2 separate regions of the Homo sapiens genome follow, and region 2 is linked to region 1. The links are chromatin loops, found by intact Hi-C in ENCODE. Cell type or tissue: gastrocnemius medialis. All regions are shown on one strand. Links, peaks and the distances in the headings refer to the core of each region. The heading gives the core; the rest is flanking DNA.

The links. A loop is a pair of places that touch in the nucleus more often than their neighbours do. Peaks named below come from ENCODE experiments on the same cell type or tissue, not always from the same donor. Only the 100,000 strongest peaks of a DNase experiment are listed, where the experiment ranks them.
Region 2: it touches region 1 in a loop (1.9-fold over the local background); 1 of 110 quality-filtered maps calls a loop at or near these places.

The regions. Positions count from the first base shown.
Region 1 is chr11:1,332,809-1,338,884 of GRCh38, forward strand. LOC124902606 (a long non-coding RNA gene) reads right to left here and starts at 3,889. Exons shown (of 2, transcript XR_007062545.1): 1 at 3,697-3,889; 2 at 425-3,432. In gastrocnemius medialis, for the core only: no CTCF peak of the experiment used is centred there; DNase peaks (open chromatin) are centred at 2,833, 3,173, 3,773, 4,323 and 1 weaker place; H3K4me3 peaks cover 2,342 bases; H3K27ac peaks cover 2,276 bases; H3K27me3 peaks cover 238 bases.
Region 2 is chr11:1,528,840-1,534,915 of GRCh38, forward strand. No RefSeq gene overlaps it. Among named protein-coding and RNA genes, the nearest start is that of DUSP8, 40 kb to the right of the region's middle. RefSeq lists an enhancer at 3,181-3,681. In gastrocnemius medialis, for the core only: a CTCF peak has its summit at 2,805; DNase peaks (open chromatin) are centred at 2,153, 2,752 and 3,362; H3K4me3 peaks cover 835 bases; H3K27ac peaks cover 4,707 bases.

The DNA.
Region 1 (6,076 bases), core at 660-5,659:
GGAGGGCTTAATTGTAGGCTGTACAGGAAGCATGGTGGCTTCTGCTTCTAGGGAGGCCTCAGGAAACTTACAATCATGGCGGAAGGCAAAGGGGGACCTGGCAGGTCAGGTCACGTGGCTAGAGCAGGAGCAAGAGGGGGGAGGGGAGGTGCCACACACTTTTAAACAAGTAGATCTCATGAGAACTCACTATGACGATGAGAGTTCCCAGTGGGGATGGTGCCAAACCATGAGAAACCACTCCCACGATCTAATCACCTCCCACCAGGCCCCACCTCCAGCATTGGGGATTACAATTTGACATGAGATTTGGGTGGGGACACAGATCCAAACTATATCACCTATGAAAACAGAAGGCAGGTCAGTGGGCTGCAGAGAGAGAGTGGAGGGAGAGGGCGGGAGGAAGGTAAGCGGCACTGGAGGCTTGGGGGGGTCTGTTTATTATCTCGATTGTGGTGATGCTTTTGGTGTCATTTGCAAAAGGCAAAACATATCAACTGATAACACTTTAGATAAATGCGGCTTGTTGTATGCAAATCATACTTCAGCTAGCTGCTGAAAGAGAGATGTATACCTACAAAACACCACACACACAGGAAGATGCCTGCGTAGTTAAGGGACTGGGGTACAAAGGTCAGCATTGAACCAGGGGCTGAGTTCTGCAGTAGGAGTGGGGCCCCACAGCAGGAAGCAAGCTGAATATACACAGAGACTGTTAGGACCATGCAATGGCACGGGTGGCCACAGCCACCAAGAGAGCCAGACCGGGGCCAGCAGTGCAGCAGGAGCTGCACCAAGGAGCTGCCCTGTCGAGGAGAAGTCTAGAAACTACAGCCAAGGACTGGCCCTGAATATCTCATTCCGGAAGCAATTCCAAGGGAAGCCCAGCCTTGGCTGCTCAGCAAAGGTGACTCAGAGCAGCGGTCCATCCTGCCATGCACAGACTAGCAGCCCTCTCTGGGCAGAGGGACTTCAGGATGCACCAAATTCATGCACTTGGTTCAAGCAGTTTCAGAAATTTGCAGTCTGCTTGCTCTCTCTCCCAGATGAGCTTTAGGCAAAGATGTTCTTTTGAGGCACCAGATATGTCCTCTCCTTGCTCATGGTCAAGGTGGCTGAGAGCTGCTGCCGGGTACTGAAGCCCTTGACCACATGGGCACTGCTCATGGGACGTCCTCGAAGCTGTCCCTGAAGGACGTCCCTGGAGAGCCGCCAGGGAGCCTGTCCACCTCCTACCTGGCTCGGCCAGCCCCAATTTCAGCGCACAGGGTTCCTCCACCTCTCAGTTCTCATGAATGATGCTGCAATGAACATGCAACATGGGTGTGCAAATATCTCCTCAAGACCCTGCCTTCAACTCGATGTCATTCCTTTTTATGGCCGGATAATATTCCGTTGGATGGATGCAGCCCATGTTTCATCAGTTGATGGACATGTAGGTTAATTTCACATCGGGGTATTATTAATAATGCTGCTATGAACATTTGTGGACAGGTTTTTAATGTGGACACACTTTCAGTTCTCTTGGGCATATATGTGGGAGCAGAATTGCTGGGTCATGTGACAACTCTGTGTAACGTTTGGAACAACTGCCCGACTGTTTTCCACGGTGTCCGCACCATGTTACATTCCCTCCAGCGATGAATGAAGTTTCCAATTTCTCCACATCCCCACCAACACTTGCTGTTTTCCAGTTAAACAAAATTATTAATAGAGATTGTAGCCACCCTAGTGGGTGCATTTCCCTGAGGGCTACTTATGTGGAGCATGTTTTTGTGTTGATCAGTCATTTGTGCATCAGCTTGGAGAAATGTCTACTCATATCCTTTGCTTTTTTTTTGACAGAGTCTCACACTGTCACCCAGGCTGGAGTGCAGTGGTGCGATCTCAGCTCACTGCAAGCTCCGCCTCCCGGGTTCACGCCATTCTCCTGCCTCAGCCTCCCAAATAGCTGGGACTACAGGCGCCCGCCACCATGTGTGGCTAATTTTTTTTGTATTTTTAGTAGAGACAGGGTTTCACCGTGTTAGCCAGGATGGTCTCGATCTCCTGACCTCATGATTCGCCCGCCTCAGCCTCCCAAAGTGCTGGGATTGCAGGCGTGAGCCGCTGCGCCTGGCCCCTTTGCCATTTTTTAATTGAGCTGCTTGTCTTTTCGTTGTCAAGTTGCAATTGTTCTTTGTGTAATATAACCCCCTTTATATATGCCAGATACAAGTCTCTTATAGACAAGTGATTTGCAAATATGTTCTCCCATTTTGCAGATTGTTTTTTGGTTTTCTTGATGGTGTCCTTTGAAGCACAAAATTTGTTGATTTTGAGGAATTCAGTTTATCTATCTTTTTCTTTTGTTTCTGTGCTTTTTGGGTCATATCTAAGTAAACCAAGCTCAAAAAGATTCACCCCATGTCTTCTCAGTGATTTATAGTTTGAATTTCTACATCTAGGTCTTTAACCCACTTTAAACTAATTGTTCTATGTGGTATGAGGCACCTGTCTCTTCCTAGAGACCACTGCACTCCACCTGTCCCTGAGAATGACTCCTGACTCCACTGCATACGAGTCCCTCTCCCCCACCTTCTACCTGGAAAACTCCTATTCATCCCATCAAGACCCAGCCCTGGGTTGCTCCTGGGTGGCTTTTTTCACTCTCCTTGGCAGCTTTAACTGCTGCCTGGGATGTGGGCTCAGGGCCAGTGCCCTGGAGGGCCCCTGTCATAGCCCTTCTCACCAGCACTGAGATTGGTCACCTCCGAGTCTGGTGGGCCCGGGGCCCCCATGCAGGTGCACACAAGTGCTGCTGAGTGACTGGTGATCATACAGCCAACATTCGCGGTGACATTCATGCACCGGGGACTTCACAATTCCCCGGACTCGTCATAAGGGCTGCTCGGCCCCATCTTACAAATGGGGAAACTGAGCCTGGGGGGTTCAGTAACTTGCTGAGTTCACACAAACAGTGAGTGGATGGCTGGATGAGTTTGTAAAAGGAAGGTCGATTCTGCATGATGAAGCTAAATTGGAGCCCAAAATTCTCTCTTCCGGCCCCCAGTAGAATATTATGGGTGCACCCAAAGGAATGTAAAAAGACCAGATGCCCAGGACACGGGGCGGTGCCTGATGAAACAGCTGCATTAGAGAGTGACTTTGCAACTCTGGAGAGAAGCCACTGAAACCCAGCGCTCCTATAAATAGCAGCTCTTGCAAAGCATCGGGTGTGAATTTTCGTGGTGTTGGCAAATTCAGAGATTGAGAAATCCAGAGACGTTCATGTTCCCGGAGAAAGGAGTGGGGTGGGGAGGGAGGTCGCAAGCAATGCCATCTTCAGGAACAAAACTCCTGCATAACGAAGCCCAGGTTTCTGTGTTTTCGTGGGTGTTCCCGGGCACCTTCGGGCAGGTGGCCCCAGGCGATGTTGTGTGTCTCTCCTGGCTGTGGACGAATGGACGCCTGGGGTGAGGCTGGGCCAGGGACCTGGGGCTTGTGGGTGTCGGCTCCCATCCCGGGGTCCTCCCCCGCCGTCCTCCCCCCTCCCCCGCCCTCTCTCCCACCCTCCTCCCTCCTCCCACCTCCCCTGCCCTCTCCCACCGGCGTGCACCCCCCCGCCCCGCTGCTCACCGCCCACCACTCCCCAGAGGCCGCTTGCTTCCCCGTCTTTGGCCCTGGGCCCCCAGTACCGCCCCGTGCCCCCCTCACTTCTCCCCCGGAAGCGCATCCGTCAGGGAAACCGTCCTAAGACCGTCCGCACTCGCTTCAGAGCCGCTGCAAACGGCCGTCAATCCGTCATTCAGACGCGAAGACAAAGCGTCCCTGGCTCAGCCCTGAGAAGCAGCGGGACGGCGGCGCGTTCCTGAGTTCCCGCCACGCGGGCGCCCGGCGAGGGCGGGGCGGGGCGGGGCGGGCGGGGGGGCGGGGCGTGGAGGGCGGGGGGGCGGGGCGTGGAGGGCGGGGGGCGGGGCGTGGAGGGCGGGGGCGGGGCGTGGGGGCGGGGGCGGGGCGTGGGGGCGGGGCGTGGAGGGCGGGGGGGCGGGGCGTGGAGGGCGGGGGGCGGGGGGATGGGGACAAGGTAGGGGTCGTGGGGCGCTGGGCTCACCCCAGGCCCTCAGGTGTCTCGAGATGGCCCGGGCTCCGAGCGCTCCCGGCGCTTACGCTAGAGCCTCCTCCTGTGCGAAACGCGTCCGTGCCCAGGCGCGGGGACCCTGCAGGGCTGTGGGTTCGCGCTGCCGCTGATCCTGCGTCTTCCCCCCTCCCAGGCCCCGCGTCCAGCCCGCCCCGCCCGCGGTGGGAGACGCGCCCTCCAGGTGCGGATGAGACGCGCGGACAGCGGGATGGAGAAGGTGAGACCTGTCCGGCCCCCGCCTCGCGCTCCCGCTTCTCCAGGAAGAGGTGTCGCCGCCGCCCGGGGGTCCCCGTCCCTCCCTAGCCCGATCCCCCGGAGCCGCGGCCCCACCACCGCCTGGCACTCCCGGGAGCGCGCGGCCTCGGAGCCCCCAGCCCCGCACAGCCCCTTGTCCCCGGCTGGGAATGGCGCCTCGCACGGGGTCCCTCGGAGGCCGCGAGGCTCCGCTCGGCGTGTTCGGAAGCCACCCCCAGCTCCCCCGGCAGCTTGGAGCCTCAGAAACGCGGGGCAGAGACGCGACACGGAGCCGCCTGGCACTGAGACTCCCCAGTGGCTGCGCCGCCTTCCCGGGGGCCCGAGGCGGGGGCGGGGGGCGCGCTCGCTTCTTCCCCTCGCGGGGGTCTTCCCAGCCCACCGGCCACGGCCGCTCCGTTCCAAGCGCGCTTTTCATTCCGCGTCATCTTATCTGACAAACGTTAAAAAGAGGGAGGGTGGGAGGCCCCGAAGTCCCACCCGAGTCCCCGCGGGGCCGCTGCCCCCTGGAAGTCCCCGCGGCCATATGGCGGCTCCGTGGAGGGCGCGGTCCTGTCCCCGGAGCCACCGCGGGGAGGGACCCCAGGGCCTGGGGGGCGCCTCCGGGGGACAGAGGCGGCCACGGAGGGGCTCCCGGGACACTCGCGAAATTCAGATTCACGGGGCAACCGGCTTCAGACCTCCTCACTCCCTTCTTCACCAGAGCCGCCCCTCCCAGGTTCACCTGCCAGCCCCTGAGTCTCCTCTGCCAATCTCTCTTCTCCTCCTGGTCTCTCTCTGTCTCTTCTTTGTCTCTCCGTCTCTATCTCTTTATCTTTTGTCTCTCTCTATTTCTGTCTCTCTGTGTCTCTCTCATCTCTGCCTCTATCTCTCATTACTCTTGTTTCTCTCTATCTCTTTCTGTCTCTCTCTGTTCTCTGTCTCTCTCTGTTCTCTGTCTCTCTCTGTTTTCTGTCTCTGTTCTCCGTATCTCTCTGTCCTTTCTCTGTCTCTCCCCTGGGCCTGGGCCCCTCCACCCCTTCACCCCACGTGCTGCTCATCTCTGTCTCTCTTGTCCTTTTCCGGGCCCTGGCCTCTTCCCCAGCTCAGCCTGCAGGAGGCCCGTCTCCTGCACCCCTCCCCGTCCTCCATCCTTTCTGGTCCCCCATCTCCTCCACCTCTCTGCATCCTCCATCTGCTGGTCCTCCAGAGACCCCCTTTCAGTTCCTCGCCCCTGTTCCAGGTGTGATATGGTTTGGCTCTGGGTCCCCACCCAAATCTCAGGTTGAATTGTAATCCCCATAATCCCCACGTGTCAATCTCGGGACCAGGTGGAGGTGACTGGATCATGCGGTCGGGTCCCCCATGCTGTTCCCGTGATAACGAGTGAGTATCCCCGTGGGGCCTTCTCCCTCCGTTCAGCACACATTCTCTGTCCTGCCACCCTGTGAAGAGGTGTCTTCCGCCATGATTGTAAGTTTCCTGAGGCCTCCCCAGCCATGCAGAACTGCGAGTCAATTAAACCTCTTTCTTTATAAATTACCCAGTCTTGGGTTTTCTTGATAGCAGCGTGAGAATGGGCTCATACAAGGTGTGTCCCAGGCTGGAGGTTGTCCAAGTCCCGGAGGCATCCCCAGCACCAAGACTCCGGTCGTGATCGCTGGCAGAGTCCCACGGGGGTGGGGGGCCCGGGCCACGGTGGATGGTTCTGGAGCTGCCCGGCCT
Region 2 (6,076 bases), core at 682-5,681, 200 kb after region 1:
TGCCCGCGGTTCCCTCTACCCACCCTGTGGGGCCAGAAACCCGGCTCAGTAAACCTCACCTCCCATGCACCTTTCCTTCCCTGTTGGAGACCACTGGGCCCATGCTGAGGTCCCGTTTGCTGAGTCAGAGAATGGCACTTGGGAAGCCCTGTGGGGTCTGTCTTGCTGAGTAGCCAAGGAACCCACCCAGGGCTGGTAAGACCACTGCCAGTGCAGAGAGACGTCTGGTGAAGGGGCGTGCAGTGCCTCCACAGAGAAGCCTGACCAAACACGAGAAAGGACAAAAGCCCACAAACAGCGGCTTCTGAAAACACCGCGGACACAGCCACACAGGAGCAGCTTATCTGCTCGTAGCCTGTTTTATACGATTTCTGCCATTTTTGCTAGGGCCAGCTTGCTGCTTGGTAAGTCCCAGGCAGTGTGGCTCGGTGGGTTCCGGGGTGTGCTCCCCATACCTCCCAAGACAGTCCAGGCCAGCACTGAGTACCGACACCCCCTCAGACCGGCGACTAGGGCTCAGGAACTCTTCCTAAACGAGGGGCTGCCTGAGCAGCCTCTCCCTAGAGGCGTCTCCCGGGCCACACTGAAGCCCTGTCACAGTGACACTGGACTGAATCAAGCTGAAAGCTTGGGTGAAGCCACAGAACACGTTGGGCCATGGCCTGCACAGGCCGACGCTCACCTGAGCGGGCACCATGAAAGCTCAGCAATGGAAACGCGGGCTGTCCAGTGTTGGCTCTGCCTCGGCAGCCCTCGGTGGTACCCGGAGACAGCACCTGCCCCACCTGCACAACCCCATGGCCCACAGTAGTGCCGGGCTGCACGCCCTGGGAGGAAAACTAAATGGCAGGAAGAGGAAGGTAGCCCGTGAGGAGGGCCGAGCCCTGCCCAGAAGTTAGAGGGAGAGAGAAAAGGCCTTGGTCTCTGAGGTGACCAGCCAGGGCCTCCTGAAGGAGGCAGGAGGACCAGGGCCTCCTAGAGCCCTCCTCCATCCAGAGGCAGGCTGTCCACTCTTAACCACTCCCACCCCCAGATCCAGGTGGCTCCGTGACTCCCTGACCAACAGAAGGTGGCTGAAAGGATGTATTGTCTTCCAGCCATTTTCATGATGGCTCTCCTGGGATGAAGGCCGTCCCGGCAGAGGCAAAGAGAGGCCACGTGGGGAGTCCTAGAGCCCAAAGTGTGGTCTGGGACCATGAGGTTAGCACTGTCTTTACAGTACCACAAAGGTGCCATGTGCCAAAGCCTTGTGGAAGCCACCTGGCCTGTAAAATTACAGCAGGATAAACACAGAACCTGACAGATCCAGCTCTCGAGATTTGCAAAAAGTAAAGCCACTCTATTTATTTGACTCTAGAAGATAATAGGTTTTTTTTTTAATTTTAAAAATATTACTTATGTTAAGATATACTGGGTTTTTAATTATTTCTAAATGAATTAAAGTTGTTTTACATTCTCAATTTTAATTTCTGAAAGATGAATATTCATAGCTCCATCATGTAAACTCAATAAGGACTTTTTTTTTAATTTTAGAGGCAGGGTCTCACTATCACTGAGACTGGAGTGCAGCGGTGCAGAGCTCACCGCAGCCTCAGCCTCTTGGGTTCAAGCAATCCTCCCGCCTCAGCCTCCCAAACAACTGGAACTAGAGGCATACACCATCACATCTGGCTAATTCTTTTTACTTTTTTGTACAGATGGGGTTTCCCTATGTTGCTCAGGCTGGTCCTGAACTCCCAGTCTCAAGTGATCCTCCCACCTTGGCCTCCCAAAGTGCTGGGATTACAGGCAGAAGCCACCATGCCCAGCCTCAACAAGGACTTTAAGGGGTCCTGAGAGCAAGAAGTCCAAAAACTCTGCTCTAGGGTGAGGATATAAAACTCTGCCTGGAGAGATCCATGTGGGGGAAACTGTGGCACCCCAGCAGACACCCATGACAGCAAGGCCCCTGAGGGCTGCCAGCCCAGCCACCACGGGTGGCAGTGCAGGAATAACCTGTGGGGCCAGAGCCCCACCCACCAGCCCACAGATGCGGGAAAGGTGATGAGGCCTCATGTTAGGCCCAGAAGTTTCAGGGTTGGTCACTCAGAAACAGGTGAGCAGGAACCACCCACGGCCAAGCCGGAGGCTGCTGAGCCATGCCCAAGATCAGAGACGCACGCGTCTGGAGCAGCGCCTGACACCTGACCCTGGTGGCTGACCATGCGGCCTGCCTGGCAGTCCTGGGCATGGGATGCACACCCGCACCCTGGCCCACCCAGGGGCAGAAGAGGGGACCACGAAGTTGTGTGTTTTCTGCTGAGAGCATCCACCAGAGCAGAGCTGCTCAGGAGGGCACACGGTGCTGCAGGCTGAGCATGTCACACGCAGAGCCAAGGCCGCCTGCTGGGAAGCCCACCGCTGGCAGGGAGCACAGCCTACGCACAGAATGATGCTCTCATGGTAATACTCCCCACGGAACCCTGCAGGGGTTCATTTTATTCTATATTGTCATCTTTTTTAACATTAAAAACTTGGCTACCGGTGACACTGATTATTTCTTTTAACCCACAATATTCATAAGATGGTTGCCAAATTGTAAGAGCAATCTGACCTGCCACCGAAGCCTCCTGAGCGCAGCCTGAGGTCTCCTTGCTGTTCCTCCTGTCCTCAGACTGTCCCCCATGCCCACATGAGCTCAAGGGCTTTGCTGGCACAGCTCTTCAGCTCAGAGGTTATCCAGGTGATACACAGCCAGGCTCACCAGTTCCTGCTCACAGAGGCTTCCCTCCCTGCCCCTTCGTCTATTCAACTGATACGGGAGCTGAGTCACATGCGCTCCTGCTGGCTAAATTTGACACAGCCCATTCATCAAAATATTATTAAAGACGACAATCGACTGAAAAATATTAAATAAAAACCCACGTGTCCCTGGAACCATGAGGGGGAGGAGGCAAAGGCAGCCCTTCTGAGACAAAGCACCAGGGAGCCAGGGCTCCCTCCATAGGCCTGCATGGCGAGTCCCCTCCCTCACCTCCGCAGGTCTCAGCTCAACAGCACCTTCTCAAAGAGGCCTTCTAGAGCTCCTATTCAAACAGCTCTCCCACGCACCCCCTCCAGGCACCCCATCCCACACCTCCTTACTCCCGTCCCCCTCGGCAGTGGGGAAGCTGCCCAGGGGTGGCTCCTGTTGCCTCTGTTCACGCGTGTCCGGAGCACTCAGAGCAGGCTGCGCGCATGCAGGCCTCCAACAGGAACCTGACTCAACCCAGATTCTCAGGCCCACACTCTTGTATTTCATGACACCACTGCTATGACAAATGGTCCTGTCACATGTGGCACAAAGAACAGGGCACGCAGCAGAAGGGCAGATGTGCCGGGAGGAGGAACCCAGAGCGGCCGCCCATGTAGAGGGCTGGCCGCAGGCTGTGGGGAGAGGCCAGGGCTGTGCAAGACAAACTCAACACAGACAAGCCATGCTCACGCCAGCAGCTTTCAACCCACGCCGGAGCTAATTTTATGCTCCTGGGCTCACGCCCAGGCCTGGCCCCAGGCTCAGGCATCTGGCTCCTCAGGGCCACCTGGCACCATCAGGCCTTTCCATGGGCTGAGGACAAGTCCCAGCAAAGCAGGAGTTAGGAGCTTCCGTAGACGGTGCAGGCCAAACCCCGAGACAACAGCCCCACCTGGGCTCCTGAGATTGCATTGCTGTGGGGATAGGGTCTGCCAGCCCACAGCCTGCACAGCCACCATGTCTGGAGGGGAAAAGGCGCTGCTGAAAGGGTGCTTGGAAGAAAAGTCTCCCAACCCGCAAAGGTCACGGGCAAAAGGGAAACAGCATGGTGCCTCCATGCTTTCCAACCCTCCAGCTTGCCTGCTTTCTGCAGGGAAAAGCTGCATACCTTTGTGGGAGCTCTTTGCCTCCCCGCCCACCACAGCGAAATGCTCGATGACACAGACCAAAATCACCACCACGCAGGGCGAAAAACAGGAGCTGCGGCACTTAACTCACTCACATTAACTAACTCACGTTAGCCCCGGGACATCCGCAAACAACTGCAGGGATGAATGAACAGACATTCCAGCCCAGGGAGCCGTGTGCGCTGGCAAAGGAGACCTTCAAAGAGAAGGGAGCCAGGGACAGCAACGCGACTGTGGCCACAGTCCACAGGCCAAGCAGTGCCACAGATCACACGTGGCCTGGAAGCCCTGCCCACCATCTCCTTCTTTTCTCTTTAAGCTTCCACATTTTGTTTGTTCCAATTGTTTCTACTTCCACTGAACACCAATGGGTGTGCCCCAGCCAGGAGAAATCCTGTGCAGAAAAAAACAAACATGGTGAAGGCAAAGAATGGGAGGCTCTTCTGGCCAAAGACAGACGGGAACAGCACACGCCCTTCCCTTCCAGACAGGTCTAGCACTGGCAGGAGGCTGCACAAGCAGTAATCACCACGGAGAAACAAAGGCCACGGCCCTGTGGCTCCCAACCAGCACTAAGTGGCCCTAACAAAAGTTGCAGTGGGCCCTGGTGTTTCTAACCCAGACCGCTGTGTGGACAAAGGAGAAACACTGGGGTGACAGGGGCATGGCACAGGGGTCCTCCCTCACAGTGGCCTCAACACCCCTCCTCCCGTACCGGATGACCGCAGCAGAGACCACAGCTTCCTCTGGAGAGGGGGTCTGGTGGTACACCAAGCCCCTGCTCGATCTGACAGCAGCACTTGGCAGGCAGACCCCTAGGGTGGCTGGCTTTCCCAGGGCTGGGAAGAGGCCCTCATGAGCCAGGACACAAGGGTGGCACTTGGTGGTGGCAAAGGTGGGGGCTGCGCTGTCTCAGATACACTCGTGATGAGAAACGCAGCCCTGCTGTCTACCAGCCCCCGACCAGGGGAGGCCGTCTGCAGCTCCCCTGGTGGGCTCACCCCCAGCTTCAAGGACACTTGTGCAAGGGTTCCTAGTAGTCAGTCCGAGCAGGAGAAATGGGAGGGGTGTCGCTAGGGGTTTACGGGGAGGCTCATTCTAAAAAGGGCTCCATGTATCCACGACCACTGCTTTTTTTTTTTTTTGAGATGGAGCCTCACTCTGTCACCCAGACTGGAGTGCAGTGGCGCCATCCCCACTTACTGCAACCTCCACGTCCCGGGTTCAAGTGACTTTCCTGCCTCAGCCTTCCGAGCAGCTGGGATTACAGGCACACGCCACCACGACCGGCTAATTTTTTGTATTTTTAGTAGAGACGGGGTTTCACCGTGTTAGCCAGGATGGTCTCAACCTCCTGACCTCGTGATCCGCCCGCCTCGGCCTCCCAAACTGCTGAGACTACAGGCGTGAGCCACTGCACCTGGCCGACCACTGCTCTTTTTAAGGTTAATTTGGAAACGGGAGGGATGATGGAAAACTTTTTTTTAAAGAAGAGGACTCTGAATGCAACACCACCCTAGGCAAACACCTCTGAAACCCAGGCCTAAGAGTGCCCTGGTGGAGCCCTGATGGAAAGAGGCTATTCCTGAAACCAGACCTTCCAGGGCTGCCCGCTGGAGATACAGCAGACCTGGGCCAGCCGGCTTCTCTGCTCACACCTCCGCATGTGCTGCTGCTTCTTCCTGGGCCACCTCCTTCCTCCTTCCCTCTTGGAAAAGCCCTTCATACCTGCTCTAACCGAGCCCCCTGCTTTTGGCCGCACTCACCCACTCCTCAATTCTCCTGCTGCCTGGGGCCCTTCTCTACCAGCCTGACAGCTCTAGGAAAGCGGGAATGGCTGTGTCTCCATCTCTGGACCTCCGCCCCAGCACAGAGCCTGGTACACGGCAGCCCATGAACTCAGGAATCTGGGGCCCCCGGCTGAGGAACAGGCCCAGCTCACTGTCCTAAAAGTCACAGTCACAAACCGCGGATCAGTGGTGGAAGGAGAGTGGCAGATGCACATCTCCCCAGGACGGAATTGCACTTGGTGATGAAGAGGACGGAGCTGCAGACACACGCAACGCCATGGATGGACGTTCGCAACACTGCGCCGCATAGGACAGGCACACAGCCCGTGTACTGGGATTCCATTTGCATGATTCAGCTCACCCACACAGATGGCGGGAGACTGGTG